Linked DNA regions of Homo sapiens: regions 1, 2, 4 and 5 are each linked to region 3. A link is a loop called in an ENCODE intact Hi-C map of the cell type or tissue named here. Cell type or tissue: Caco-2. All regions are shown on one strand. Each heading gives the region's core, and the rest is flanking DNA. Links, peaks and the distances in the headings are about the cores only.

Region 1 (5,927 bases), core at 469-5,468, 85 kb before region 3:
AAGCTAGATCCTATTGCTCTTCTCTTCTGCTCAAAGTTCTCCATTGGCTTCCATCGTACTCAGCGTTAAATCTGAAATCCTTACACTGACTGACAAGGCCTCCAGTCCCACTTTTCATGTATTGCTTAACCACTCTTCACCTTGTTTCTTGTACTCCAAGCATCGTGCCATTCCTCAATTAGATTAGTATATTCCTGCCTCGGGGACTTTGGGGTCTCTCTGCCAGGAACACTCTCCTAGAGCCATATGTGGTTCACCTTCCTTGAGGTCTCTGTTTAAGTGCTAAATAATCAAGTGGTCGTGCCTGATCATTATAATCTGAAGGTGTTTTCCTATTTCCTCACCCCTTCACCCCTGCTACTTTACTTTCTGACACTGTGTGCTAATTGGTTGATTTGTTGTCCGTTTCCATTTTGAAGCAAGCTTGTCAGAAGGTGGGAGCCGTGCCTGTTTATTTTGTAATCAGACCCCAGAACAGTTTCTGGTTCACAGTAAGCACTAAAGACATGTGTGAAAAATGGAATTACCTTCTTTAATACTCAAAACAGTCTTTCGAAGTAAGCATTATTTCCCAGTTTTATGAATGCTCAGAAAGTTCAAAACTTGCTCAAAGCTCCATAGCTAGCTCCATAGCTACTGAGTGTCAAGTCAGTGTGGATTCAACTCTATTTTTATGATTTTAGGGTCCTTGCTCCTTCCACTGTACAATGCTGCCTGCCCCCATCTGAAGATGTGGGATTCCATGAGGAGCAGCTTATTAGTATTGAGTGCCTGCTCATCCTTAACTTAATATGACTAGTCTGCAGCCCAGGTAGCTTCCAGACACGTAAACACCCAGTTTCAATGCAGTGTGACACAAGTCTCTGGGTGGTATGACTGCTTTAGGGCCTTCTCTCTTTTCTGAAGAGAATTTTATGTATAATATGTACAGTGCAACCATAAGGATGGCTTCCCCAAGGTGGAGATCCAACCAAGATACCCAGATAAGGCATCACACACTGATGATGATATACAATGACTGCCCCTAGACTGGCACTCAGTATGGGCAGGGATCTGGGGGACAACAAAGCTGTTTGGTGACACTGGATGACAGGAGGATGCAGCCATGGGCAGAATGGTCTTCTCTAGGGTCTAGTTTAAGTGACTACAATGGGTAGAAACTTCTACCCAAGTGGAAGCTCCATAAGGGGAGGAAACTCTCACAGTGCCTAGCAGAGTACCGTACCTGGTCCACAGTGGGGGGCTCAGAGAAGAGGCAAAGAACGGAATCTTCTTCCGTCACCATGCGCCTCCTTACTGCTCACTAATGTTTTCTGAAAACTCACAGCCAGAAAATACACTCAAACGACATTCATAGTAGTCACCCTGCCAAGCATGTAATCATCCCTATACTTGGGATGGGAATGGGAGAAAATCCTCAACTTAGTAAACTGTAGGCCACATTTTTGGGTCAGAACAAACACGTGGGCTCGTATCCTTTATTCTTCCAAAAGCCACCTGACTCAGCCATGAGGCACAGAGAGAAACTCCTCTTTTTGAGACAGGGTCTCAAAAAAAGCCCAGGCTGGAGTGCAGTGGTGCAATCTCGGGTCACTGCAACCTTCACCTCCTGGGTTCAAGAGATCCTCCCACCTCCCCAGTAGCTAGGCCTACGGGCACCTGCCACCACACCCAGCTAGTTTTTATATTCTTAGTAGAGACGGGGTTTCACCATATTAGCCAGGCTGGTCTCAAACTCCGGACCTCAGGTGATCCACCCGCCTCAGCCTCCCAAAGTGTTGGGATTACAGGTGTGAGCCACAGCACTCAGCCAAGCTCCTCTTTTAATAAGCCATTTCTCATATGCACCCTATGACTCCCCTCATTCCAGCACCACAGGTAGAACTGACCATCACTGTAACACTGTGAATATTCCACCACTTATTTGTTGTTGTAGCTTTCTTTTAAGAACAGGACCTTTTAAGAATAGGACCCAGCTGTATTCTTTCATCCCTAGAAGAGTGCTGGAGGTATATAAGGTGCTTGGTGACTTGGCTTTGAACAAGATCGAGGACCTCACAGCACTTTTCACATGATCTTTCATGTAGCCCTACACTCATGCATTTATTCATTTAAGACTTATTGAGTACCTGTTGCGTGCCCATTGTGGTATTAGGTGCTGGGTGAGCCAAAAATAACAAGACAAATGGCCTCCTTGGACCATACGTGCATGTTGACTTTCCCCATCCTTCCAGGAGATACTGTTGGGCAATTTCATAATTGGTCATTGTCGTTGGGGGTGCTGGTGGCCTTCTAGGCTGAATCTTTCTTTGGTAATTAAGGGTGGAAATGAGAAATCACTGATAGTCTGGAAGAACATGACCGCTTGCTCATTTCTTCCCTATGTAGTATCCCAGCATGGACTAGGATGATCTGGCTCTGAGTAACTGCTACAGAGCTATTTTTTTTTTGGTCTTGTGCAAGATTCTTTAGCACGAGGCAAGCAGATTAGGCTGAAAGATATTTCCTGGCATTTGTCAGATTACTTCAAATAGTGAAGAATGGTACAGTTTACTCAGACTTTCCATTTTCCTATCAGTACTCACTGCACTTCCCTTGAACTAACTTTAAGAAAACATTTAGGTATAGTCCTAGGGCAATACATATTCACTGATGACTATTACTTTTGATTTCTGAATTTTTTATATCTTCAACAAACATGAACATCTTTATATATGGATTATAGTTGTCTCCTCCATTAAAATATGAGCTCCTTGAGGGCTATTGTTGTTCACCTTTATGTTCCCATTTTCAAATTAATAATGGTTAAAAAGCATTATTGTAGCAATTAAATATTCCCTTCAGACCCATGCAAACAAGATCACTAGGATAGGCTGGGCATGTGGCTTGTGACAGTAAACCCAGAACTTGAGGCCAGGAGTTCGAGATCAGCCTGGCCAACATGGTGAAACCCTGTCTCTACTAAAAATTCAAAAATTAGCCAGGCGTGGTGGTGCACACCTATAATCCCAGCTACTCAGGAGGCTGAGGCAGGAGAATGGCATGAACCCGGGAGGCAGAGGTTACAGTGAGCTGTGTACTCCCACCTGCATGACAGACTGAGACTGTCTGAAAAAGATTATTTGGACAGCAACTTCCCCAGAGTGGTGCCTTATACAACTCCAGGGAGCACTGTCACATAGACTTCGGGTGAATGGCTTACCCTAGAGTTGTACAATGTCACAGGCTGCACTACTAACAAAGTAGCCTTTGAAAAAATTATCTAAAGACTAGTAAAGTTGACTGGAGCATGGTGCCTTTTTACCTCTCTTTTCAGGAGCTGGACAGAAGTTTGTATTACAGGCTCGTAGCACCGGAGGTTTCTGATGGAGCAGACAACTTGAGGAAGGCCGGCCTTGCTGAACACAGTGGACTGACCGGGTCTGGACCCCTCCCCCACAGGTGACTGTGCACTGCAGCAGAGAGAAGAGGAAGGAGTCAGAAACACTCTACTGAGGTCAGTGACATCAAACAGAAGGAATTCCCATGCTTCATGACATTAACAAGATGCCTGCTGATGAAACAGATTGGCTGGAGCCAGGCACATGTGCTTACAGTCCACAGCATCTATCCTAACAAGTGTGATCCCTTTGATCTGATTAGAAGGGTTTTAGGCAAATGCTATCTATCTAGCCCAAGAGTGTGTGTCTCCCAGTTAAGTGACTCACTCATAAAGAAGAGAAGCTCCAGAAATACAGAAGCTGCTCTAAGAATGCAGAAACAAATACAGACACACCTAGGGAGTTAATCACAGGATTTAAAGAATTCCAGACAATCTGTGCAGCTGCAGTAGTGGAGGACATAGTTCAAAACTGGGACAGAAAAAGAAATGGTCAGAGACAGCTCTGGAATTAGGTCCTCGGTGCCCAGCCACATTCTGAGTTGGCATGACAGAGTTGGTGCTTCTTAGGAGTCGCTGATTTCAGTGTGCAATTAAAAATTTTCAAAAGTAGACAACTCAACTGTCTTTCTTCCAGACAGCCATATGAAAAATTTATAAAGATACTTCATAACAAAAGGAAAACCAGGGAAAAATGTAGCCCTTTAAATGGATTTTTCTTATTTTAAAAAGTTACTACATTAATTTTTCTTAAATGTACATATGCATTATAATTGACTGTAGTTTCTGTCTCAATTAAAATTTAAGGGCAAGTCTTGTTATCAAATTATCTAAACTAGGAGTTTGTAAACTTTTCCTTTAAAGGGGAAGATAGATAGTAAATATTTCAGGCTGTATAGGCATACGGCCTCTGTTGCAAGTACTCCTCACTGCCGTTGTAGCACTAAAGCAGCTGTGGTCAATATATTAAGCAAATGAACATGGCTACATTCCAGTTAAACTTTATAAAAACAGGCAGGTATTGGGGGAGCAGATTTGGCTGGGTGGCAACTGTTTGCTGACCCCTTAATCTAAATAAACTTATTAGAGTCAATTTTAAAAAGAAATCCCCAGCAATATGTGTAACACCTAGCACAATGCCTGGCCAGAGAAAATCAGGCTAATTTCCTTTCCTCTCATCCATGTGTTGGTTTCCAGATCCTCCCAGATAGATAACGTACGTACATATTGATACCTCTACCCGGACTCTGTGATTAATGGTGAGGTGGGGAGCACCCGAGTCCTCTGAACTGAACAGCTGTGCAGCAACATCTGCTGGGTGGAATGCTGGAAGGACCGCGTCACACACCAATCCTAGCTAAAGTTTCACCCAAGTCTTCTGAAAAGAAGGGTGCCTCTAGCATCTGATAAGTTTAAAAGCGAAGTATCCTTGGCTGAATTGCCTGACATTCTGAGCTTTAGGGACCATACTACCCCTGAATAGGAGTACTTAGCACCGTGCATAGTAATAGCTTGACAAATATTAGCTATTACATTGTTCAGAAACATGATGTAAGAACCAAATGAGTAAAGGCTGTGAGCAGCATTTCTAAAACAGAAAGACTCGAGTGGTAGTTTCCGTAGCAACAGCAATGACCAACATTAGCAGTGTATAACTGGCCTGGTGGTAAGTGTTTTACATACATTTTCTGATGAACAAAAACAAATCAACTCTCCCAGATAATGATTTTCTAGATGTGAAAACTGAGGTTTACAGATTGTTACCTGCCCAGGGCCAAAGAACAAAACCCATTCTGCCTTCAGAACTTGAGCCCTTAGTTGTTTTTACTTAGACAACCATTAACAGACTAAGAGCAACTGTTTGCAGAACGCCTCATTTTTCGACATCTCACTTGAATAGACACCTCCTCAATCGGCCTGTACCCACCTGCTGCCACGGCAATGAATACCATCCAGCTACCATGTTGTACACTGGATGGGCTGGGCAAGCCCGTCGGTTGCAGGTCTCTTCCAAGTCCAGATTTGGTTTCTTAATATTACGGCATCTTCGCTCTGGGAAAGTTATCAGCTTTCCCTGGAAGCCCTTCTCGCTGCACTTCATCTCCCTCTTCCTCACACCCAAACCACAGGTTGCAGAACACTAGGAGCCAAGACAGGATGTGTAAAAGTGAAGACTGCCAGGATCACATCTTCTGGACAGAGGCAGTTTGACATAAGGTTGCACCATCCACATGAAATAGGAGGGATGGGATTACACAAGGTCAACCACACTCACTCGAGGATCTTACAGATACAGCAGCCAAGTACCTCATGCTATAGGTAAGGAAACCAAAGTTCAGAGAACGGAACTGACTTTCCCAAAATCACACAGATCATTAGCCTCATAAAGTAAAAAAGGAACCTTGGGATGCCACATGGGTGTGAGATGGAGTCCAGGAGAAAGGCAAGATGGGCAAAAGAATTTCCAGGTTTAGGGTTACACACTTACAGGTCCAGGTCTACCTAAGGCCTGAGGAGTTAGGAATCTGAGTTGAAGAGGGTAAGGGCC
Region 2 (5,927 bases), core at 523-5,522, 140 kb before region 3:
CTTTGAAAAACGGGTAGTTTCTTCTAAATTTAAACACATATTTACCATGACTCAGAAATTCCCCTCCGTGGTATTTACCCAAGAGAAATGAAAATACATAGCTTCATTAAAAAGTATACGTAAGGCCGGGCACGGTGGCTCACGCCTGTAATCCCAGCACTTTGGGAGGCCAAGGCGGGCGATCACGAGGTCAGTAGTTTGAGACCATCCTGGCTAACACGGTGAAACCCCGTCTCTACTAAAAATACAAAAAAATCAGCTGGGCGTGGTGGCGGGTGCCTGTAGTCCCAGCTACTTGGGAGGCTGAGGCAGGAGAATGGCTTGAACTGGAGAGGCAGAGGTTGCAGTGAGCCGGGATCACGCCATTGCACTCCAGCCTGGGCGACAGAGCAAGACTCCGTTTTTTAAAAAAAAGTATACGTAAATGTTCATAGCAAATTTTATTAATAGTTGCCCCAAACCGGAAACAACCACTGTAATTAGAGTTTGAAATCAACATGCTCCACATTCAGGCCACTCTCATAACCACAAAGATAATGGGAAAATAGAGCAGGAAAATACTTTGATATACTTAATTTCTGTGAAAAAAACAGGATGTTTTTCTGATGTCTGTTTCTTGGAGACAAGTAATTGTTCATCTCATTATCGCCTCAGACGAGAAACAAAGCAAATAAGAAATGAGATCGTTCTAATCCTTCTATATTTTTGCCCAAATCTTAAGCCACAGAGTAAATAAGATTCTCGGGTATGGATGAAAATAGGGCTACTTTGTCAAAAGTGGAGTATAAAAAAGAGATGCTTTCTCACAGATGAGAAAGAGCTTCCTCTGGGTTGGGAAGGGAGTGAGGGAGGAGAGAAGCCCTGGACTTGGACGAGGAGTCCCAGGTTTATGCGGTGTTTACAAAGAAGTTGCAGGACTGAAAGGGACGTGCCCAGTGGCATATTTATACAAACATGGGATTGGCAAAGAGGCTCCCCCCCCAGCCCCCCCCACCCACATCCTGCGCACACCATGGAAATGGCCAAGGACCTCTTGAAAGGTCCAGAATTCACAGATCTCTCAAAAATCACCTGGTAGAATAGCTGGCCAAGAACCAAACGAACCTCCACACTGTAACTCCTAACATCACCCTTAGAGGTTATGTCAGAGGCCTTTGAACCAGAGCGACTCCATCTTGAATAGGGGCTGGGTAAAATAAGGCTGAGACTTTGCTGGGTTGTATTCCCAGGAGGTTAGGCATTTTAAGTCACAGGATGAGATTAGGAGGTCAAACATCACAAACACCTTCCTGATAAAACAGCTTGCAGTAAAGAAGCTGGCCACACCCACCAAAACCAAGATGACAATGAAAGTGACCTCTGGTCGTCCTCACTGCTCATTATACATTAATTACAATGCATTGCCATACTAAAACACACTCCTACCAATGCCATCACAGTTTACAAATGCTATGGCAATGTCAGGGAGTTACCTTATATGGACTAAAAACGGGAGGAAACCTCAGTTCTGGGAATTGCCTACACCTTACCCAAAAAACTCATGAATAATCCACCCCATGTTTAGCATGTAATCAAGAAGTAACACTAAGTCTGAGCAGCTGAGCGGCCCAAGCCGCTGCTCTGCCTATGGAGTAGCCGTTCTTTATTCCTTTACTTTCCTGATAAACTTGCTTTCGCTTTATGGATTCACCTCTAATTCTTTCCCGCGGGAGACTCAAGAACCCTCTCTTGGGTCTGGATCAGGACCCCTCTCCGGTAACAGTTGGAGCATATAATTACCACCCACCTGTCAAAATGTGGGCCACCCGAAAATAAGTTAGTTATAAAAATTAAAGCTGATATGGTTTGGATTTGTATTCCCACCCAAATCTCCAATGTCGAATTGGGGGAGGGGCCTGGTGGGAGGTGATTGGATCTTGCACGTCAGCGTCCCCCTTGCTGTTCTCACGATACTGAGTTCTCAGGAGATCTAATCCTTTAAACGTGTGTGGCACCTCCCCCTTCTTACTCACTCTCCTGCTCTGCCCTGGTAAGACGCCCCAGTAAGACGATGCTTGCTTCCCCTTCGCCTTCTGCCATGATTTTAAGTTTCCTGAAGCCTCTCAGCCATGCTTCCAGTTAAGCCTGCGGAACTGTGAGTCAGTGAAACCTCTTTTTTTCATAAGTTACCCCGTCTCAGATAGTTCCTTGTAACAATGGGAGAACGGACTATACAAAGAGTGCAGCTTTTTTCACACCTGTGTGGACTGAGATTAATACTGTCTACATATACATGGCAGGTGTCTTCATTTTAACCTAGGAGGATGTTTGAGGAATGATTTACACAGGTTTCCCTTGGGAAGACAGGATGAGGAGACATTTTCTTCATTTCATGCCATTTCCTTTAAATTAATACATGTTAAGCCTTTAAATAATTTTTTTAAAGCCAAAAGGAGAGGATTATGAGCTGCTTTTTGTTTTTAGTATTTATGTGTTTAATTTGTTCTATAAGTACACACAAAGCCAAGTGAAAAGGTTCCAATAGAGGTTTGGGTGTGAGGCTTTAAGTGGCTTCTATTTTGCAAGGTTTCTATGAGGTTAAACAGTAAATATAACAGTATATATTGCTTTAGAATACATATTTGTTTCCATGCATAAATAACATGGAAAAATTACTTTCTGGTAAAGTTGCTTAATTCCTACCACTGACAACAACATCTTCACATAATTTGCTTCAGAATCATGTAGGGGCCTCAAAGACCAGAAAGAAAACAAGCAGCACAGGGTGGTTTGTAAAGTGCAGCAGGGTGGGTACCGTGGCTCATGCCTGTAATCCCAGCAGTTTTGGAGGCTGATGCAGGAGAATCCTTTGAGGCCAGGAGTTTTAGACCAGCCTGGGCGACACAGTGAGACCCTCACCCCCACCACCTCTGCAAAATATATTTTTAAAATTAGCTGGGCGTGGTGGGTGCACCTGTGGTTCCCGCTATTCAAGAGGTTGAGGCATCAGGATCACTTGAGTCCAGGGAGGTCCAGGCTGCAGTGAGCTGTGATTGTGCCACTGCACTCAAGCCTGCGTGACAGAGCAAGACCCTGTCTCAAAAAAACAAAATCGCAAAACAACAACAAAAAAACCCAACCACCCCCTCGCCAAACATACAAAAGTGCAGTGGTAAAGATTTGTGTAGGGGAAGGCGGGCCCAGAGGATGTTTTGAAGTCATCAGGGGCTCTGCTGGCAGCCAACTAGTCTTTCCTGTGTGTTTTCATGCCTTCCAAAAGTGGACCCTGGGAATTCGGGCGAAAGTGGCCCAGTCCTTGTGGCTCCTAGCCTAGAACGCTGAATAGTCTGGAGATTTGCTGAAAGCGACTCTCACCAGGAGATGGCAGCGTCGGCTCAGAGATGCTCCAAGCGGTCCCAACCGCCTTGTGACGCCATGCAATATGTTCAGGGCACACCAGAGGGCGCTACGGCTTCGCGGCTGGGCACTGAGCCGGGCTGGCTCCGAGGCTTTCTTTGCGGAGCCTCCTGTCTCTGCTCCCCGACCCACATGTGCACCTACTAACCAAGAGCGCCCTGTTACTGTCCACGTAGGTGTGACTGCTCTGCGTAGACACACACCGCCCCCAAGCTGAGGCAAGGCCACTGAGCCACCAATTCCAAGCAAGGTTCAGAAGGAGCTGCCATCTTTTTAGCACCTCTTTTAGACTTAAGCCACCGAGGGGGAAAAAGCAAAGAACTAGGACGAGTTGCATGCATGCTTCAGTATACTCAGCACAGATGCGCACACTAAAAGATCATATCTATCCACATAGATGTGTAGTTTAACATAAGAAAGTAACTTTATCCTTTACCCCGCCCGCTTAATACTCTAGGTGATTGATTTACAGGGTGGTAGAAAAGAGATGCAATCCCAAATTTGTCTAATTCTAAATCATCCCTTCTTGTTAAAGCCTTCACTCCCCCCTGCAACGCTGGAACAAGAGAAAATTCATTCGAAAATTAAATTCAGTGTCACTTGTAATTTATTTTTTTTTATGGGGTCTTGCTCTGTTGCCCAAGCAGGAGGGTAGTGGCACGATTTTGGTTCACTGCAGTCTCGACCTCCTGGGTTCAAGTGATCCTCCTCCCTCAACCCCCAAGTAGCTGGGACCACAGGCACACACCACCATGCCCCGCTAATTTATTTATTTTTATTTTTATTTTTTGTAGAGACAGAACCTCACCATGTTGCCCAGGCTGGTCTCAAACTCCTGGGCTTAAGTGATCCGCCTGCCTCGCCCTCCCAAAGTGTTGGAATTACAGGCGTGAGCCACTGTGCCTGGCCTTTTTTTTTAATTTTCCAAACAGATCACTATTGCACTAAATAATTTTACCAACTGCTAAATAGAAGCTTTTCTACCAAAAGCAAGTTCTGGTTAAGTGAAATATAATATGGAATTCTGGCCTCGTGTAGAGTCTCAGGAGCATCGCATATTACAGTCTTTTGTAATCACAATAGCACCTAGAAAGTCCAATTACCATATACATTCTAAAGCAAGGCTAAGGCCTCACAGCTTGTAATCCCAGCATTTTAGGAGGCCGAGGCAAGTGGATCGCTTCAGGCCAGGAGTTTGAGACCAGCCTGGGCAACATAGGGAGACCTTGTCTCTACGAAAATTAAAAAATTAGCTGAGTGTGGTGGTACACGACTGTAGTCCCAGTTATTCGGGAGGCAAAAGCTGGGGAGAAAGGATCACTCGGGCCCAGGAGGTTGAGGCTGCAGTGAGACAAGACCCTGTCGCTGAACTCTAGCCTGGGCAACAGGGTGAGACTCTCTCTCAAAAGGAAAATAAAATAGAACAAGAGTAGATGAAACATGCTGTGCTTGTTCCCTAAAATGTTAATAAGTAAAACAAAGTGCATGTTGTCAGGTCGAGGTGAGATGTGAATGAGTGCTGACCCAGGAGTCTTTTTCACACAGATGACTGCTGGCTGCAAGGCCTTTATAATCAGCAAAACAAAGCTATCTGGTAAATCAACATGAGCTGAAAGTGACATTAACAAAAGAAAAAAGATTGAAGCCATGAATGTAACAATTTTTCTCTAACCTGCCTTGGTCAGACCACTCTTGGTGGTGCTGAGCTTTTGATGCTACACTTTGAAGGTGTTTTGAGTGACTGAAAAATTGTCAGGAGAAGGCTCTGGATGGTCAAGTACTACCCCAGGCCAGATGTTCCCAGGGCCCTCAGCTGTTTTTTATACTGTAGGCTGAAGAAGAGATGACTTACAGAGAGCATTGCACCTGTATTCAAATACGCACATACTCGGGGGAGGTTTGAAGGGCTCTTAGTGATCAGATGTAGACCTATGAACAGAAGATAGACACAGAGGTGGAGCATATATCCTTTAAGGAGAAACATTGTCACACACAGCATGATCCTGTAGTGAAACGGGTAGCCTGGTTAAGGGATCAGTAAACACGTGAAGGACTCATGAGATATTAACACATAAGAAGGAAATTCTTTCCACGGATGGTACGTGCTAAAGTAGATGCTGGGAGTATGACAGTGACCGAGGCAGGCTCTGTCCTTGCCTTCCCAGGGCTTCGGACTGATGGGAAAAACAGGCATTACAAGCATGGGTGCGTGAAATGTAGTATAACTGCGGAAGTCAGAGAATAATTCCCAGGGGAAGATTGTCTAATCTGTGACCTGCAAAGTGAGTGAATAGGAGTGACTTAGATAAAGAGAGTGGGAGAAAGAGGATTTTCCCATGGGAATAATCTGCCTTCCCAAACACAAAGGTATCTGTGACTTCCTATACACATGTGACTTTTCCAAAACACCAAGAAAGATGTCCTAACAAACTATCCCAAAGTTTTGTGATTGAAAACCACGATCATGTATTTGTTGATGATTCTGAAGCTTGGGCTGGGTCTGGGTGGTTCCTCTCTTGGCTTACCTGGGG
Region 3 (5,927 bases), core at 329-5,328:
TTGGAAGGGTGAGCTGGGAGGATTGCCTTAGTCTGAAAGGTGGAGGCTGCAGTGGGCCGAAATCATTCTATTGCACTCCAGTCTGGGTGACAGAGCAAGACTCTGACTCAATTAAAAACAAAAACAAAAACAAAAACAAAAACAAAAACGGAGAAAAAGAAAAAAGAAAACACAATCCTAATATTCATATGGAACCACAAAAAGACCCTGAAGAGCAAATGCAATCTTGAGCAAAAAGGAACACAGCTGGAAACATCACATTACTCAACTTTGAAATATACTAGAAAGCTACAGTAACCAAAAAAACATGGCATAGGAATAAAACAGACACATAAAACAACAGAACAGAAGAGAACCCTGAAATAAATCTACTCATCTACAGCCTATTAATTTTTAACAAAGGCACTAAAAACACAGTGGGGAAAGGACAGTTTTTTCAACAAATAATGCTGGAAAAACTGGATATTCATATACAGAAGAATGAAATTTGACTCTTACCTCTCACCATATGTCAAAATCAACTCAAAGTGGATTAAAGACTTAAGTAAGAGATATGAAACTACTAGAAGAAAACATAGGGAAAATACTTCATGACATAGGTCTGGGCAAGGATTTTTTGGAGAAAAACTCAAAAGCACAGGCAACAAAAGCAAAAACAGAGAAATGGAAGTGTATCAATCTAAAAAGCCTCTGTACAAGAAAGGAAACAATCAATAGACTAAGGAGACAACCCACAGATGGAGAAAATATTTGTAAACTATGTACCCGATAAGAGTTAATATCCAGAATATGTAAGGAACTCAAACAACTCATCAGCAAAAAATAACAATAATAATCTGATTTTTAAGATGGCCAAAAAACCTAAATAAATACTTCTCAAAAGACATATACATGGCCAACAGGGGTATATGAAAAAAATGCTCAACATCACTAATTTTCAGGGAAATGCAAATCAAAACCATATGAGATATTACCTCACCCCAATTAGAATGACTATTATCACAATGACAATAAATGCTAGCATGGATGTGGAGAAATGAGAACTGCTACACATTGTGGGCAGGAATGTAAATTAGTATAGCCATTATGGAAAATGGTATGAAGGATCCTTTAAAAATTAAATATAGTTCTACCATATGATCCAGCAATCCCACTACCGGGTATTTATTCAAAGGAAATGAACTCAGTATGTTGAAGAGATATCTGCACTCCAGTGTTTATTGCAGCACTAGTCACAATAGCCAAGACACAGAATCAGTCTAAGTGTCTGTCAACAAACAAATAAAAATGTGGTATATATACACAATGGAATACTATCCAGCCATTAAGATCATGAAATCTTGTAATTTGTGGTAACACAGGATAGTCATCTCAGGAGCTGTGGCATCGACATGATGTGTAGAGCCTGAAATCAAAGACGGAGTCTTCATTCACAAGCACATGCTGGGCACCTGAGTCCTGGTCCTGTTTCAGGCATTGCCATAAACAAGAATGGTACACAAGTAAATGAAATGGTTCACATTCGTGGCCTTATGAAGATTATGGGACAAGAGAATCAATAGGCAAGATAAGTAAAATCTCAGATTTCACAACCCGAGAAATCCCAGCCATCATATCTTCAGGATATACCTCAGAGAAGCCCACCCTTCCAGATCTAGCACACATCATGCTGGTAGATGCTCGCGTCTCTTATTTGGACACTTTCTATTGACGTCCCAAATCCCACCTGTCCTATCCAATAGGGTTTCCCCACAACAGCCAGAGTCCTTGTCCAGCACTAATCAACTTCTTCCATTCACTCTGGTATTAATCACAAATTCCTGACCCACTAATCTCTGCATAATCAACTCCCTGCAGAACCTGCCAGCTTTATCTGTCCTCTCTTCCTCTTCTCACACCATTCTAAACAGGACGCTCCTTTCACTTTTTGAACCTAGTAACTTCTTCCATACTAAATGGCATTTTCACACATTTTTTTTCTTTCCCCTACAGTCTTCTCCTATCAATTCACTTGGCTTTCTGGTGCTCATTGCTGATGTCTCAATTTAAACACCATCTTCTCAGAGAAGCCGTACTCACGACCCTATTGAAAATTATCCTCTCAGCCAGGTGTGGTGGTTCATGCCTGTAATCCCAGCACTTTGGGAGGCTGAGGTCAGGAGATTGAGAACATCCTGGCTAACACAGTGAAACCCTGTCTCTACTAAAAATACAAAAACTAGCCAGGCATATAGTCCCAGCTACTCGGGAGGCTGAGGCAGGACAATCGCTTGAACACGGGAGGCGGAGGTTGCAGTGAGCTGAGATCACACCACTGCACTCCAGCCTGGGCGGCAGGGCAAGACCCTGCCTCAAAAAAGAAAAAAAAAAAAAAGAAAGAAAAGAAAAGAAAAAAAAGTTATCCTCTCTCATGCAAAGGCATAAGAATGATATAATGGATTATGAAGACTTGGGAGAAAGAGTAGGAGTGGAGATGAGGGATAAAAGTGTACAAATTGGGTGCGGTGTATACTGCTCAGGTGGTGATGGGTGCACCAAAATCTCACAAATCACCACTAAAGAACTTACTTATGTAACCAAACACCATCTGTCCCCCAAAAACCTATGGAAATAAAAAAATAACATGAAGAAAATTATCCTCTCTCACTTCCAAATAATCTCAGGTCACAGTTTACTGGCTTTATGTCTATCTTCAATAAGGAAACAAAATGCAACCCTCTCCCCACCATCCCTCATATGCAGTTTTATTGCACACTCTGTGACAGCAGGGGTCACCTGAGTATCTCTGATGCATGCCACTTGTTATCAGCTAGTAAATATTTGTTTCTCCAGGCAGGGCATGGTGGCTCACACTTGTAATCCCAGCACTTCAGGAGGCCAAGGAGTGCAGATCACGTGAGGTCAGGAGTTATAGACCAGCCTAGCCAACATGGTGAAACCTCATCTCTACTAAAAATATGAAAATTAGCCCGGCGTGGTGGCAGGCACCTGTAATCCCAGCTACTCAGGAGGCTGAGGCAGGAGAATGGCTTGACCCCAGGAGGAGCAGTTTGCAGCGCACTGAGATTGCACCACTACATTCCAACCTGGGCAACAGAGTGAGACTCCATCTCAAAAAAAAAAAAAAAAAATTGTTTCTTCATCCCCAGACTTTTTTCAGAGTGGAGGTGATGCTGAAGGCATGCCAATATCAGAGAAGGAAACCAGACATAGGAAGTGACAATTTCAAGACTATAATGCACATGAACTTGTCTATATTTCAGACGTGAAGCCATAAGCATTCAGTGCAATACCTTAACCTAACCTTACAACTCCCTGGGAGGAAAACCCAGCAGGAAGCACAGGCAGAATTTCAGGTCCCTCATTCTCTGAGAAGGACCCTCTCCATGCCCTCACCTCTTTCAAGCTGCATGCAGACCAAAAACACCATTTAAAGTCCCTCACAGAATAGAAGGAAAAAAAAGTGAATTATCCCTGAAAGCCCTCCAGCCTTACTAACTTCCTTACTTGGCTCAACTAATATCAAAGGCTTAAGCCACTTAAGTGCTTTAACTGGACTAACCGGTTTGGAAGCTTTCTATTTTCTCCCTGTTACATGCAAACTGCAGACAACTCAAATGCATAGAGAAAACTTCCACACTGAGAAAGCAATTTAAAAAATAATAATAATGGGCATCCTATATTGAGACAAACACTTTGTCTCACATAGCCTGTCATCTTCCTATTCAGAGTGACAAGGACAAAAATCTAGAAGAATTCTTTATAACAAAACAAGAATTTTACAGTGCTAGATATTAAAAAAGAAAAGTATTATTTTTCTGCTTTAGTTTGATAGAAAACCTTGGAATCTAACCAAATAAATACATTTTATTGCTTAAAAATATAAACCCAATACACCCAAAAGAAACCATCTGTTTATTTGTGGAGTGTTTAAAGCATTTTGAGATATCGAAAACAAGCAAAGTCTGGCTTGGTAACAGTGAATGAGACAGATCTGTGGTCTCCCGTGGCCTCCAATTCAATGGGGGAACCAGGGGCTAAACCAGCAAATATCACAAATGGGAATGAAATATTATTCCTCTGTATAAAGTGTAAAGAAAAAGACGGGGTTTCACCACATTGGTCAGGCTGATCCCGAACTCCTGACCTCAGGGGATCCGCCCACCTCAGCCTCCCAAAGTGCTGGAATTACAGGCATGAAAACCCGTCTTTACCAAAAATACAAAAAATCGCACCACCGCACTCCGGCCTGGGTGAAAGAGAGAGAGTCCATCTCAAAAAAATAAAATAAGTAGGAAGAAAAAGAGCAAAGTTCCATGAGATAAAATAATAGAAGGGGTGAGAGGAGCGGGGAAGCTAATTTTAGAGGGGAGGTAACGGAACACTTTTCTGAGGAGGCATTTCTTGTGAGACCGGAAGTCCTCTCCTGGTCCACGATGGGGAAGTCCATGATGGAACTGAGAGACTGATGTCTCAGAGCTAAGGAGCGGAAGGGGTGGTGAGAACAGGAAGAAAGCAGAGACCAAGTGGCCTGCTAAGAAGGAGATGGACTGGGGACGCCCTTAGGCTCCTCCTACAATAAAGGACAGGAAAGGCCTGGATTCATCGTTCTCTCATTGCTATAAAGAACTACCTGAGAATTGGGTATTTATAAAGAAAAGAGGTATAATTGGCTCATGTTTTCACAGGCTGTACAAGAAGCATGACTGGAAGCCTCAGGAAACTTTCAAAACTTCCAATCATGGCAGAAGGCAAAGGGTTTTATGTCGTTTTTTCTTTCTTTCCTTTTTTTTTTTTTTTTTTTTTTTTTTTTTTGAGACGGAGTTTGGCTCTTGTTGCCCAGTTTGGACTGCAATGGCACGATCTCGGCTCACTGCAACCGCTGCCTCCCGGGTTCAAGCGATTCTCCTGCCTCAGTCTCCTGAGTAGCTGGGATTACAGGCATGGGCCACCACGCCCGGCTAATTTTGTATTTTTAGTAAAGACGGGGTTTCTCCATGTTGATCCGGCTGGTCTTGAACTCCCGATCTCAGGTGATCCACCCGCCTCAGACTCCCAAAGTGCTGGGATTACAGGCATGAGCCACTGCACCCGGCCGCAGACACATCTTACATGGCTGGAGCAGAAGGAAGAGAGAGTGAAGGGGTATGTGCTACACACTTTTAAACAACCAGATCTCATGCAAACTCACTATCATGAGAATAGCAAGGGGGAAATCCACCCCCAAGATCCAATCACCTCCCACCCTTCCTCCAACACTGGGAATTACAAATCCACGTGAGATTTGGGTGGGGACACAAAGCCAAACCATATCAGGCCCCAAGTCCACTTAGATGTGGCTGCCAAAGGTTGATGGTGGTGGAAGAGCTGCCCCAACTCTCCACCCAGGGAACCAACCCCTTCCCCTCAAGAGACAAGAGTCAAGCCGAGGGAAAGGACTGGGTTGCGCCCGCTACTGGACTCTGTGTGCTGCAGGGTCAACTCACATTGCTTCTTCCTGCATTGTGTTTTGTCTTTTCCAGAAGATACAGAAATTCCATTATGTGACTTAGCTGCTAAAGCTTAAAAATTAAATTGATTCTGACCCAGAGTCAATATTCTATTTAAATAGTTTAATGTTTTATTCTTTAAAATGAGAAAAAAACAAGTGTTTTATTTGTGAACAGGTGTTTTCTATTTTAGATTTCAAGGGCCTAAATCATTCTTTTTTTTTTTTTTTTTTTTTTTGAGACAGGGTCTCCCTGCAACACCCAGGCTGGAGTGCAGTGGGGTGATCTCAGCTCACTGAAACCTCTATCTCCCAGGTTCAAGCGATTCTTCTGCCTCAGCCTCCTGAGTAGCTGGGCTTACAAGCGCCCACCACCACTCTCGGCTAGGTTTTGTATTTTTAGTAGAGATGAGGTTTCATCACATTGGCCAGGCTGGTC
Region 4 (5,927 bases), core at 402-5,401, 210 kb after region 3:
AACACCATGTGAGATCAGCAAAGGAAGGTTATTACTCTCTTGCTTAAAACCTTTCAATGGCTTCTCACTGCCATGGGAGGAAAACAAAACTCCTGTTCCATCGTAACAGGGCTACTCCTTTCTCGCTCTCCAGCATCGACTCCCCCCAAACTCTAAGCTCTGCTCTGCCACCCAACACAGCAAACTCTTTCTAAGTTCTCAGCCCTTGCAACATCACTCTCCCTTAGGTTCACCTACCTCCTCTGTGCCCAGTTCACTCCCATGAAGCTACACATTTCAGTTGCAGCATCATTTCTTCTTAGAAGCCTTTCAGAGGTATTCATAAGCACCCTCCCTATTGTGGCTGCAGCCCTCAAGGATCCTACAGGTCTAGGAGTGAATGGCTTTCCACCATGAATGGTCCCTGAGTGTTTCAAGCCCTCTGTTAATTCCCCTAGCCTCTATTTAGTACTGCCTCCTTTAAAGACTCTTCAAAATCTCAAGTTTTACTAGAATCTTGGCTATCTCTTTCCCAAATCAGAAAAAAATGTCAGAGACCTCAAGTTTACATACCACACTTGACTCTCTAATCATTCCATGAAGTTTACTGCTGCCTCCTCAGCTACCACAGCATCAGCTTATAAATTGGGGCAATCAGCATGTTTTAAGGCAGCCGAGTGAGAGCTGCTGAGTGGCCAGTCCAAGACAGGCTCAGAAAAAAGGACCAGGATGTTCCAGCACATGATTCTTCCCCAACTGTCTGCACATGTGCAGAGCTAACATCACACAGTGGGAGGTTCCTTGGAGCTTTAAACAATTTAAGACAAGTATAAGCCCTGAGCTGAGGGAGATGCTGAAATGAGAGCAAACGGGTGAAATCATCCTTCCTCAAGTGATGGTGCCAAGGGCATCAACGCCTCTGTGGTATCCCAGGTAATGTGAGTGCTTCCTACAGGGAATGCAGAGCTGATTGGGAAATTGGAAGAGCTGCGTCTGCATGGCATGTAAATACACTAAGGTCTGCTCTTCCCGGGTGTTTTGGGATCCCAACATCACCAGCAGCTGCCTTGGGAAGTTTTCACTCTGGAAATTTATTTAAAATTATTTAAAGCCCATCCCGCCTCCATGATCTTCCTATCATTTTCTGAATGTATGCTTTTCAACACTATGATTGTGGTCTGTCTCCCCAGAAATGTGCTGCCAAACCTCAACCTGGCCAACACTGAAACACCCAAAGGGGTTTCTGAAAGGTAGAGATTGAAGCTTCTAATCCTAGAGGCCACTAGTGACTTGGAAAGTTGACATCCAGCTAGTGTCTCAGATCAAACTCCCCAGCTCATGCACCACCCCACAATGAGGTCTGGATTTGGCTCAAAGTGGGCCAGAGGGTCTTGCTTGCTTCGTATCTATGAACTTTAGTGGGAGTTTGTCATTATTGGCAGCTCACCACCCATTCTCCTTCCTTTTGGGCTTGATTGCTCTTGCATAGGGCAGGCATTGTCTGATGGCAAATCCAGATAACTCCAATCGTAGTTGGGCAGCTGAAGCCAGACAGGGAGAAAGCAGGCTAACTTAAGCAAATTAAGCAGTCCCTCCCGGGATTTTGAATCTTTAGCAAATCACTGCAGGTCAGAAAAGAAATGGGTTAGAATTCATTATATCAGGTATGATTGAGTGACTTGCTAAGTTACTCTAATAGCTGAAGTCTAGCTGCAAAATACTACAAATCACAGGTGTTAGTAAGGATTTAAAACCATCAACATAAAAGTTTCAATGCCAAGAACCTACTACGTGTGGGGGCAGTGTTGATACCCCACCCAGATCCTCCGGAGTATCTTTGTGCTGCATGTGTACAGCCCTGGCTTCTGTGTGTTTTTACTTAAAACAGCCAGCAACAGGAGCTCTTAACAGATTCTGATCTCGGGCAAATGAAGCCAGCCTTGCTCACAAGCATGAGAGGCCACAAGTTCCTTGGAATGTATGTCCCTATGTCCTTCCCCTCCTCCTGGCTCTTAACAAATGACTGCAAGGTGCAGCAGGAGGAAATCCTCATCTCCCCTGCCCCAGATTCTAAGGTGTAGCTTGCCCTCCTAAGTCTTCCTTATGGAATCAGGCTGAAGATCCCCCTGGAGGACTTTGCCCAAACTTGCTATCTCCCTTGGCATCTTCCCCTGTCCTGCCCTGCCTCCCCACTTCTTGCTCTTCCCTGGGAGTCTCTTCTTGTACCTGTATCCTCATTCCAGGGTCTGTTCCTGGGGTCATCTCAGTTTCATTAACTCCAATATTTCATTCACCGCTACAGCAGCATTTTCAAATGTGAAAGCGAGAAAGTGTAGATGGGATGTGTGTGTGTGTGTGTGTGTGTGTGTGTGCCAATATCTATATTGAATATATAGATATAGGCACATATATATACATGTGCCAATATCTCATCCTGTCACCCAGGCTGGACAGGCTGGAGTACAGTGCTGTGAGCCTGACAATATGACCTTGCTATATGCCAATATCTATACTGAATATAGATATATTCTACATATATATGCCAATATAGACTCATTCCTAAAGAGTCAAGGAATAGCTCAAAAAATTAGAGTCTTCCTTCACAAGCATTCCTTAGGGATATGACATCAATGCAAATATCTAAAGGATTTTGTGGCTATTTCTTCTTTTGGACCACTTCTTGGGAATAATGTATTCCACAAGTTTTCTGCAGTGAGACAGTGACCAGTGGAAAGACTGTAGGGGCAGATAACTATGGCTTTGTAATTTGCCTCTGCCATTGACTAGCTCTGTGGTATTAGAATTCCAATATTAAAATGTCTATCCAACTTCCTTTCTGTAACATGGGACAGTCATCACGCCCCTGACAGTTCCTAGTGAGGACCACACATGCAAAGTGCCTATTCAATACCTGGCACACAGTAGGACTCAATGAAATTTATTTTCTGTTCTACATCTTACTCTCTTTTAAAGATACAGACCCAGGATTTACAGTGACTGACGGACACAGGAGGCTGAGAAATAGTCTAATTCAAGAGACTGTTGAAACTCGTTACTTGGTAATCCCCTCGAAGGCAGAAGCTAAATCTTTTAAGTATTCAGTACAGTGCCAAGCGTGCTGGAGTTGCCCAATAAGCATTTAAATAATAATAGTTGCTTAAAGACTAGATTTTGGTCTCAGTTTCCTTGGAGAGGTTGCCACCTTGTGGACAGTGGTTGAAACAGCACACCTCTGACGCCCATGTTATTCCTAGAGTCTATTAAATGATAATAATTTTATTTGCTACCATGTATAGTCCCTGAGAGTCTGCACAAGCAATAATATATTTCCAAGAAGAACAAAGAGCAATTTAGAAGGAAACAATGCAACTTATTTGGTTACTAAAAAAGTCAGTCCTTTTCTTCTTTTTTCCTAAGAGACAGGGTCTCACCCTGTTTCACAGGCTGGAGTGCAGTGGCGCCATCATAGCTCACTGTCACCTACTCAGGCAATCCTCCTGCCTAGGCCACCCAAAGAACTTGGATTACAGGTGCGCCCCACCATGCCTGGCACTAGTGAGTACATTTTCTTTGTCCTAATTCTTAGATTAGAGGCTTCATCTTGTCCATTTTCTGGCCCTGAGAAATAAGGGTAAACATTAGCATTATTTCAAAGCACATTAACCATCTACAAGAATTGTACTCTAAGCTAAGCCAAGCGACAAGACCATACTGAGTTGTTCTCAGTCCACTGGTAGCTGGCGTGGTCAGTAGAAAACCCTATAGAAATGTCTAGTCTCTGCCACTCTGAAACATCAAGCACCCTCCAAGCTTCTGAGATCTAAGACATAAAGTCACCCTTTGGGGAAACACACATGCAACATACAACTGATTTTCCAAATGTTGGATATATTGACAAAACAGAGCAGAAAGGAAATTCTACACGAGAGTGGTGGGAGGGGGTAAACTCCTAGGATCGCATTCAATGATTGATGATAAAATGGAAAGAACACCGCTTTAAAGATCAGATGACTATATGTATGAATCTCTACTGTGTAATCTCGGACACATTTCCAGACTTCCTAAGGCTGAATTTCCTCACCTGTAAAATGGGTTGACAGAGTTTCCTGCATATAACCACCAAACAGCCACTTCTAGTTATGGTTCCCGGGCGTAACCCCCGGACCTGCCCATCATGAGGTGGAGACTTTGAAGCACTCCCAGCATTCGAGAAACCGCCACTGTGCAATGTGCAAGAGCTTGGGCCTCTGTGATTCACGTCATGGTGTCCTGTATTACTCAGCTCATCCTCCCATCTCACCAATCAGCTGTTTTCACAGTGAGTCCATGGAAGTCAGGGGTCAAAGCAGCACTTTAACGAATGCCCACAATTTCCTGAACAGAGTTTTCAAGTAAAGCCAATAACGTAAGAAAAGCGCTACCCACTTCCATCAATTCATTTCTGCCCCTGCTTCCTGAAAGATCCCAATGAGTGATTGTGATCAGCTCCCCGAACCCTTTCAGCTAATTGGCCCCAAAAAAAAAAGAGGTTCGGGAGTGGAATTCGTGTGACGTGGTCCAGTCTTGGCTTTCGCCGTTACTAGCAGTTATTTCCTGCATCGAAAGGGGAAGCTGAAAGGATATTTATGTTGGTGACAAAAGGCCTCAGACTGGTGCTAGGTAAAAGTAAATTGGGGTGGAAGTGAGGATCATCAGGAGAGTTACTGTAAGGGACCTGCACTCATCCCAGAGCAGAACACGTGCCAAGATCCCTTCACTTGTGGATCAGTCTAAGTGTCTTTGTTTCTAGAGAAGGCAAAAGATTCTAGCTGACTCATTTCCCACCTACTGTGCTGTCCTGACTCATTTCCCACCTGGCATCGGTTTCTCAGATGAGATCCTCTTGTTGACATCTGATTGGATTTTCCTTGGCATTACTCTAGGAAAGAATCCTACACATTAATACTGAGTAAGTGCCCAGGTTGGGGGTAGAAATCAAGTGTGGCAATTTACTGGTGAGGAGAGATCAGAGGTGAAAAGGCTCAATGCAGAGCGAAAAAACCTGGGGTGAGCCATGGAAGAGGGAGCTATAGGCCTGTATCACCCTTGAGCAAGGGACTTAACAAGCGTCAGTTTCTTAATCTATAGAATGGGCTTAATATTCACACAGCAGAGCCCTGTGATGAAAAGTAAAATTATTCTCTTCCTTTGGAATTTTATAAGAATGCACATTGAAATCACCTATGAAAAGTACTTTCCACATACTTGACACTTAATGGCTACTCAGAAAATGGTATTTTATCTCTGTAATGATCCAGGGTGGCAAACATTGTTGAACCTGTTTTAGGAAGGCAGCTCAGTAAAACTTTTTAAAGATCACACATCTAGTAAGTGTTTGGGTTTGAGGGGGCATGAAATTCAGTTCCAGATCTAAAGCTTATAGCCTTCCCAATGAGGGCAGAGATCCTAAAGCTTCTGTGGGTATCACAATCTCTTGTGAGGCTGCTTAAAAGTGAACATTTTGGCCAGGAACAGTGGGGCTCATGCCTGTAATCCCTACACTTTGGGAGGCTGAGGCTGGCAGATTGCTTGAGTCCAGGAGTTCGAGACCAACCTGAGGAACATGGTGAAACCTCGTTTCTACAAAACATACAAAAAATTAGACAGGCATAGTGGCATGTGCCTGTAGTTTCAGCTACTGGGGCTGGACTGCTTGAACCAGGAGATTGAACCAGCATCCGACCTGGATGTCTGAGTTTTAGGAATGGTGTCTTCCTCCCATGTAGGGAGACACCTCTATAGGGGCCAGTGACCCTGGGTCTGCACAGCTGTCATGTCTGGGGTCCTGGTTACCTAATTTGGCAAGTGCCCTCAGGTGGCCCTGACACAAAGCGCCTGTTAACCATGACAAACCTCGAGTCTGATAGTCTTGTTTCTCTGCCTTCTCCAGGCGTTGGGACCACAGTACA
Region 5 (5,927 bases), core at 622-5,621, 68 kb before region 3:
CACTCAAGCCAACCATACAAAATTATCAATGCAACCAACAAGAAGGGAACTCACACAATCTCCCATTGTCAAATGTTTCTCTGTGTCTGTATCCGTATCCTCCTCTTCCTCCCCTGCTGTCACTCAGGATGCCCTGTCCTGGCTCCAAGTCCAAGTTCTTTACTACACACTGATTCCATCTCCCCTCATCTCCACCAGGATGTGACCACCGTAGTTGCCCCACGTATGGCTACTGAGTGCTTGAAATGCACTCGTGTGGTTGAAGTCAAAAGCCTTTTAATTTAAATAACCATGTGTGACTAATGGCTACCATACTGGATGCATGGCTACGGATGACACCCCGCCTCTGACACCCATCTTCCATACTACATTGTCTACTTGGCATCTCCACTTGAATGCTTAAGAGTATATCAATGTCTAACTTTTTTCTGCCTCCCTGAAAGGCTGCTCATAGGGAATACCCTTCCAGTTGTTTAGGCCAAAATAAAAACTTGGAGCCATTTTAGACTTCTCTTTTTCTGACAGACACTCATATTTAATAGATCAGAAATGGTGTTACTTTAACTTTTATCCTCTCTCATATCTTACCACCTCATATGTTGTTGCTCCTGCCCTGATCTAAGCCACCATCATGTCTCTTGTGACCTCCACGGTCAAGACAATAAAAAAAAAAATGACTTTCGGGAGGGGGAGAAGTGATATCCCCCAGTGGAGAAGATGAGACAGATTCATATATTAAAAAAACACAGTCACAGTTATTTGGGTTAAAAATCAAGTGCTAGGGCCGGACGCGGGGGCTCGCGCCTGTAATCCCAGTACTTTGGGAGGCCGAGGTGGGTGGATCACGAGGTTAGGAGATCGAGACCATTCTAACATGGTGAAACCCCATCTCTACTAAAAATATTAAAAAACAAGCCAGGCCTGGTGGTGGGCACCTGTAGTCCCACCTACTCGGGAGGCTGAGGCAGGAGAAGGGCGTGAACTCAGGAGGCGGAGCTTGCAGTGAGCCGAGATCACGCAACTGCCCTCCAGCCTGGGCGACAGAGCAACACTCCATCTCAAAAAATCAAGTGCTACAGATCCTATAAAAGGAATTGAAATGTTTTAGTAAATCTGAGGTGGGGGAGGAAATCACATTATCATCTAAAGAAGCTTTGTAGCTATCACTTATTAATAACAAATCTCGGTGATGATTATAGCGAAGAAGACACAAAGCAACAAAATTTGAGTTTCTGGCCAGGCACTTTGGGAAGCTGAGGCAGTAGGATCTTTTGAGCTCAGAAGTTCAATATCAGCCTGGGCAACACAGCAAGACCCCATTTCTAAAATAAAATTTTAAAAAACTAGCTAGGTGTTGTAGTGTGTGCCTATAGTCCCAGCTACTTGGGAGGCTGAGGCAGGGGGCTGCTTGAGCTCAGGAGTTGGAAGCTGCAGTGAGCTATAGTCACACCACTGCACTCCAGCCTGGGCCATAGAGTGAGACACTGTCTCAAAAACAAAAACAATCAAATACTTCTGTTTTCTTTGAAGATTTCTATTCCCCCCTCTGAAAAAGACAAACTGTTACACTGTGTTTCCCACATCCCTTTTCCTAAACTTGAAAATGAGGATCCTCAGCAAAGTAAAATCCTTGAACTAAAGGTAAGACCAGCAATGATCAGAATATTAAACAGCAGTAAGGGAACAAATCCATTTCATAATATCATGGTAATACAAAACTCATGTATCTGGCCAAAAGAAAAAGAGAAATAACTTACACAATTTGCTGTACATGTTCTTAGGAACGTGCAGCTTTAAATTAACTCATAAAATACATAGTAGCTATTTGTATGCCTGTGTATGTGTGTTACTATTACAGTTTTATGGCCAGTAGCATATAGAGCATATTGTTTATAGTTTATTTCCTTAACATATTAATGCATTCAATGAATACATAAATGAAGGCCTCTTAACTTTACAAAAATCAAATGACTCAAGGTTTGCCTTTAATGTATGTGTAGCTATAAATTCACATGCAGAGTTCAATGTGTTATCATGTAGACCGAAAGACAATATTTGTACAAACCAGCAGAAAGCTGATGTAAGAATTTACTTAACATCAGCTCGTAAAGGCCTTGTAAAGGAAGTAAAAACTTAAACAAATAAGTACCAAGACAAATATATAAAAGATAAGTATGTGCCAATTGTAGCATATTATTTGCTTCTCAATAAGTAAGATGCTCTTTGCCCCCATCTTTATTCTGTGTTGAGAAGAACAGTGACCAAGAGTATCCTAGAAATCCTCTTATCTCTTACTGTTTGATGCCTGCAAATACTTAAACCTTTGGAGATTATTGTCCACTTGTCTCATAGAATCTCTGTGGGAAAGTTTCTCTTTCACCCTGTTCTTAAAAAAAAATCAGAATTTTCTCAAATCAAATCCACCCTCAAAAACTGCTACATAATTTCTAAAGCCCAGTGCAAAATGAAAATTCAACAGTCATTGTTTGAAAAAATTAAGAATTTCAAGACAGTGACAGTGAAGCATTAAACCAAAGGGCGCTTCTAAGCACAACGTCCTCTGCAGCTGGGCAGGTCCCATGCCCATGAAGCTAGTCCTGCCCAGCTAAATCCAGGTTTTCTCACCTGGATCAGTTTTAAGACACAATTAAAAATTTTTCAAATTCGAAATGACCCTGCAATCTGACAATGACTTCTCTCTCGTTTCATGGTTGGAGAATATAGCCCCCAATTTGGTGGCCTTGATTATATCTCAGCACGTGCTTTAGTGTGTCCATCACCATCAACCAAACCACAGACAGCCTCTCCCACTGATGTGGGGAAACAGGACAACCCTGGAGAGGTGTGCATAGAACCACCTAAGATGCTAACTTCCTCTACGAATGCCAGGGAACACATCTTGGGCAATATGTAACTTGAAAATGATCATTCCCATTGTTCACATTTTAGAACATTTTCGGTGACCATGTCAAGAGTAGTCCATTGCTTTTCTCAGCATTCCTGGAGAACACAAACATGCTCAGGGTACAGGAGCACCGCATCCCTCCCGTAATGGCACCACATCACAATAATGCCATTGCTTACAACCCCGTGCCGCATGTCGGAGTGTATAGCCAAGCTGTTAAATGCACAAATTTGGAAAGACCGCCAGTGATTCAATCTACTTAACTGGACTTAGTCCAGAGAATTTTCCAGCCAACTGGCATGGAGTCTCCAATTTACAGCTGGCAAGCAACCTCCTTAAATGCTTCCAGGTCCTCCATAGAGATGTTTAATGTCTACCTTTAACACACAAACCACCTGACTTCAGACACAACACTCAGCAGCTCTAACCGCAGGGTGCAGAGTTATAAAATTTACAGCTTCTTAAGTTGGAAAACCACAGACAGGGGCTGGAATCTACCAACAACTCTCTGAAGGAAGGGGATGCAGTTTCTGTTTAAGGCACATAAAATTAAAACAAAGGATATCTTCAATAATCACGGGTAAATGATTCTCTTTCTTTCGTCCCCACTTTTAATTTTTAATGTTAAAACTTTTTAAAATTCCTTCAGTCAGCTTTGTATTTGTTTCATTATTTAAGGCCTCTTTTTTTCTTCTTCTTCAAGAAGTTGTCCTCATTTTACCATAAAGGTTATGGATAAATTTTAAAGACTAGCTTTTTATTTAATGCATGCTAGGAAACTCAATTCCTGTCCTCAATAATGTATTCGATTGCTTTAAAATTAACAATGCCTATTGAGTGCTTATTATGTGCCAGGCAAAGCATTGTACATGCATTATCTCATTTAAAATTGATAACGACATTAAGAAGAAGGTGCTATTAATTCCAATAGTGTAGACTAATAAACCAATACTCAAAGTCACATAGCTAATAAGTCACAGCAATGGGACTCAAGTCTCTGGTCTTGTTTAACCCTAAAACCTCACATCTTCACTCTCACAACATTGCCTCTCAAGCTTTGAAACACCAAGCCCAGGATTCTAATTTAAAATTCTAAAAACTGTGTTAACTGCTGGAAAGACAACACTGGGCCTCCCTGGTGTGCTGTGACATTTACTTTGTGACACTGGGTTTGAACCTAAGAATTTTATTTCTTGAACATACTGGCATCTAATTTAAGAATACTTGATCTCCTCAATCAATTTTCCCCTGGATTTATTTATAATCATTGTTTTAACAACTGAAATATAATAGACTTTATTGGTTGGCCTTTTCTTGATAAAGCCCAAATTGCACCTTACACTCCTGTGTCTCACGGAAAGAATGGTTTTGTGGTGTGGATTCATGTTTTTGTAAGCTCATGTGATTTTTGGAAACTTGTGTTAGAATTCAGCCCATTTTCTTTGACTTATTTGCTTCAAAGCTGGAAGAACATGACCAGGTATCATCATTGCTATTATGTGTGAGTGATTGAATTTGACAAGAGACAGTAATACAAAGACCCTGATCAGGGATTTGGAAATGCATCTGTTAGGCAGCTTCAAAGGTGTGGGCTGACACATTGAACCTTGACTACAGTTCTAATTCAACTCATCAACATTCCTCAGAGTGTAGTGGGGAGAAATAGTGTTCTCTAACCCGTCACAAAAGTATTTGCCATGAATTAACTGGAGGCCCCCACTTCAAATAGCAAATGGCAATCTCTAGACAAATGACGTGCCATCGCAAAAGTACCTCTGAATCGTCCTCTCGAGCCTGACTATTCTATCATCTGTTCTGAATTAATTCTCCATTACTTCTCTGCTTCTTTTGTGTCTTGTGTCTTCACTCAGTCCATGCTACTTGGCTAATCTCCCTTCCCTTACACTGATTGTATCTTGAGGCACTTCCTTACTCATTTCAGCCCCTTTACCTTGGGGAGAATTCAGCAGGCAGGGTCACAAAGGAGCTGGATGACAAGGTAATACTTCGTCAGTGGTGCTCACACTGTCATCTCATTGATCAATGTGCCTGTCCACCTGGTCCCCACCACCCTGTCATCTCCTTTGGCCAAAGAGTGCAGGAAGTTGTTTATTATAGTAATTTTCTTTAGATGTCTCTTCTTGCCTTGAAACTAGGCTGTGGTTAACCTATTTCTCACTTACTATCATGAGAAAGGCTGCTGTCGTTTTCAGCTTCAGGATTCTCCCTTATTACACTAGGAATGGGCTTTCAAAGAGTTAAACGCCCTCTTCTTCTGCTAAACATAGAGAAAAAAATTCCTAACATAAACGAGAGCTTTTCTATTTTTTAAAACTTTTTAAAAAAGGAATGCTGTGAAAACACAGGTGGTCATATTTCAGCCATACAATAGCAACCTGTATTATCATGTCATACTGAATCACTTTGTTTATCAGACAGGGATGAAGTTACTTCATAATGAAACACTCATGATGAATTTCCTCACCTCCACTCCAACTGCATGACAGCTTGATAGAGAATGTGACTCATTCATTGTTGTGTGTGTGTATGTGGGTGAGAGAGATACAGACAAAGAGACAGAGAAAGATTGAAATGGGGGAAAAGGAAGAGGAGAGAAAGGAGGAGCATGAACTAGTAAGATACCTCATCTCTAGTCACTTCTAGAGAATGTGTCATCTCTAAGTGGATACCTTAGCTAATCATGAAAAAAAAAAAAAAAAACTTGTGTACATTTTAATCCTTATTGCCAAGGTCTCCTAAAACTGTGTATGAAACAGGCCTTTTCCATATTGCTTAAACAAAGGACAAAGTCAGTGACCTTAAATTACCTACACCTAAACCTCAAGATGGAAAAACATTGTTTTCAGGCATACTCAAAAAGCCCAGCATATGTATGTGTCTACTTCAGATGAACTGTCAACAAAGCCTTGTGTAAAGTTTCACTCTGATCTTCAGTTTTCACAATTCAATCACTTGAAAATTTAATTTCTTACAACACACACACACTTAATTTAGATATTCA

What was found. Peaks named below come from ENCODE experiments on the same cell type or tissue, not always from the same donor. Only the 100,000 strongest peaks of a DNase experiment are listed, where the experiment ranks them.
Region 1: a loop joins it to region 3, with 6 times the contacts of the local background. A loop is called at or near these places in 2 of 110 quality-filtered maps.
Region 2: it touches region 3 in a loop (5-fold over the local background); 11 of 110 quality-filtered maps call a loop at or near these places.
Region 4: a loop joins it to region 3, with 10 times the contacts of the local background. A loop is called at or near these places in 4 of 110 quality-filtered maps.
Region 5: it touches region 3 in a loop (8-fold over the local background); 3 of 110 quality-filtered maps call a loop at or near these places.

What each region holds. Positions count from the first base shown.
Region 1 is chr16:77,285,960-77,291,886 of GRCh38, forward strand. It overlaps ADAMTS18 (ADAM metallopeptidase with thrombospondin type 1 motif 18), which reads right to left. Exons shown (of 23, transcript NM_199355.4): 21 at 5,307-5,519; 22 at 3,305-3,452. LOC124903727 (a long non-coding RNA gene) reads left to right here and starts at 3,317. Exons shown (of 2, transcript XR_007065122.1): 1 at 3,317-3,496. RefSeq lists an enhancer at 3,114-4,313. In Caco-2, for the core only: no CTCF peak of the experiment used is centred there; DNase peaks (open chromatin) are centred at 3,472 and 4,682.
Region 2 is chr16:77,232,816-77,238,742 of GRCh38, forward strand. No RefSeq gene overlaps it. Among named protein-coding and RNA genes, the nearest start is that of SYCE1L, 36 kb to the left of the region's middle. In Caco-2, for the core only: a CTCF peak has its summit at 3,420 (motif pointing right); a DNase peak (open chromatin) is centred at 3,456.
Region 3 is chr16:77,371,106-77,377,032 of GRCh38, forward strand. All of the region lies in intron 3 of ADAMTS18 (ADAM metallopeptidase with thrombospondin type 1 motif 18), which reads right to left. Among named protein-coding and RNA genes, the nearest start is that of ADAMTS18, 61 kb to the right of the region's middle. In Caco-2, for the core only: no CTCF peak of the experiment used is centred there; a DNase peak (open chromatin) is centred at 2,826.
Region 4 is chr16:77,581,247-77,587,173 of GRCh38, forward strand. No RefSeq gene overlaps it. Among named protein-coding and RNA genes, the nearest start is that of LINC02131, 6.7 kb to the right of the region's middle. In Caco-2, for the core only: a CTCF peak has its summit at 3,179 (motif pointing left); a DNase peak (open chromatin) is centred at 3,165.
Region 5 is chr16:77,302,970-77,308,896 of GRCh38, forward strand. All of the region lies in intron 16 of ADAMTS18 (ADAM metallopeptidase with thrombospondin type 1 motif 18), which reads right to left. Among named protein-coding and RNA genes, the nearest start is that of SYCE1L, 110 kb to the left of the region's middle. RefSeq lists an enhancer at 4,457-5,656. In Caco-2, for the core only: no CTCF peak of the experiment used is centred there; no DNase peak of the experiment used is centred there.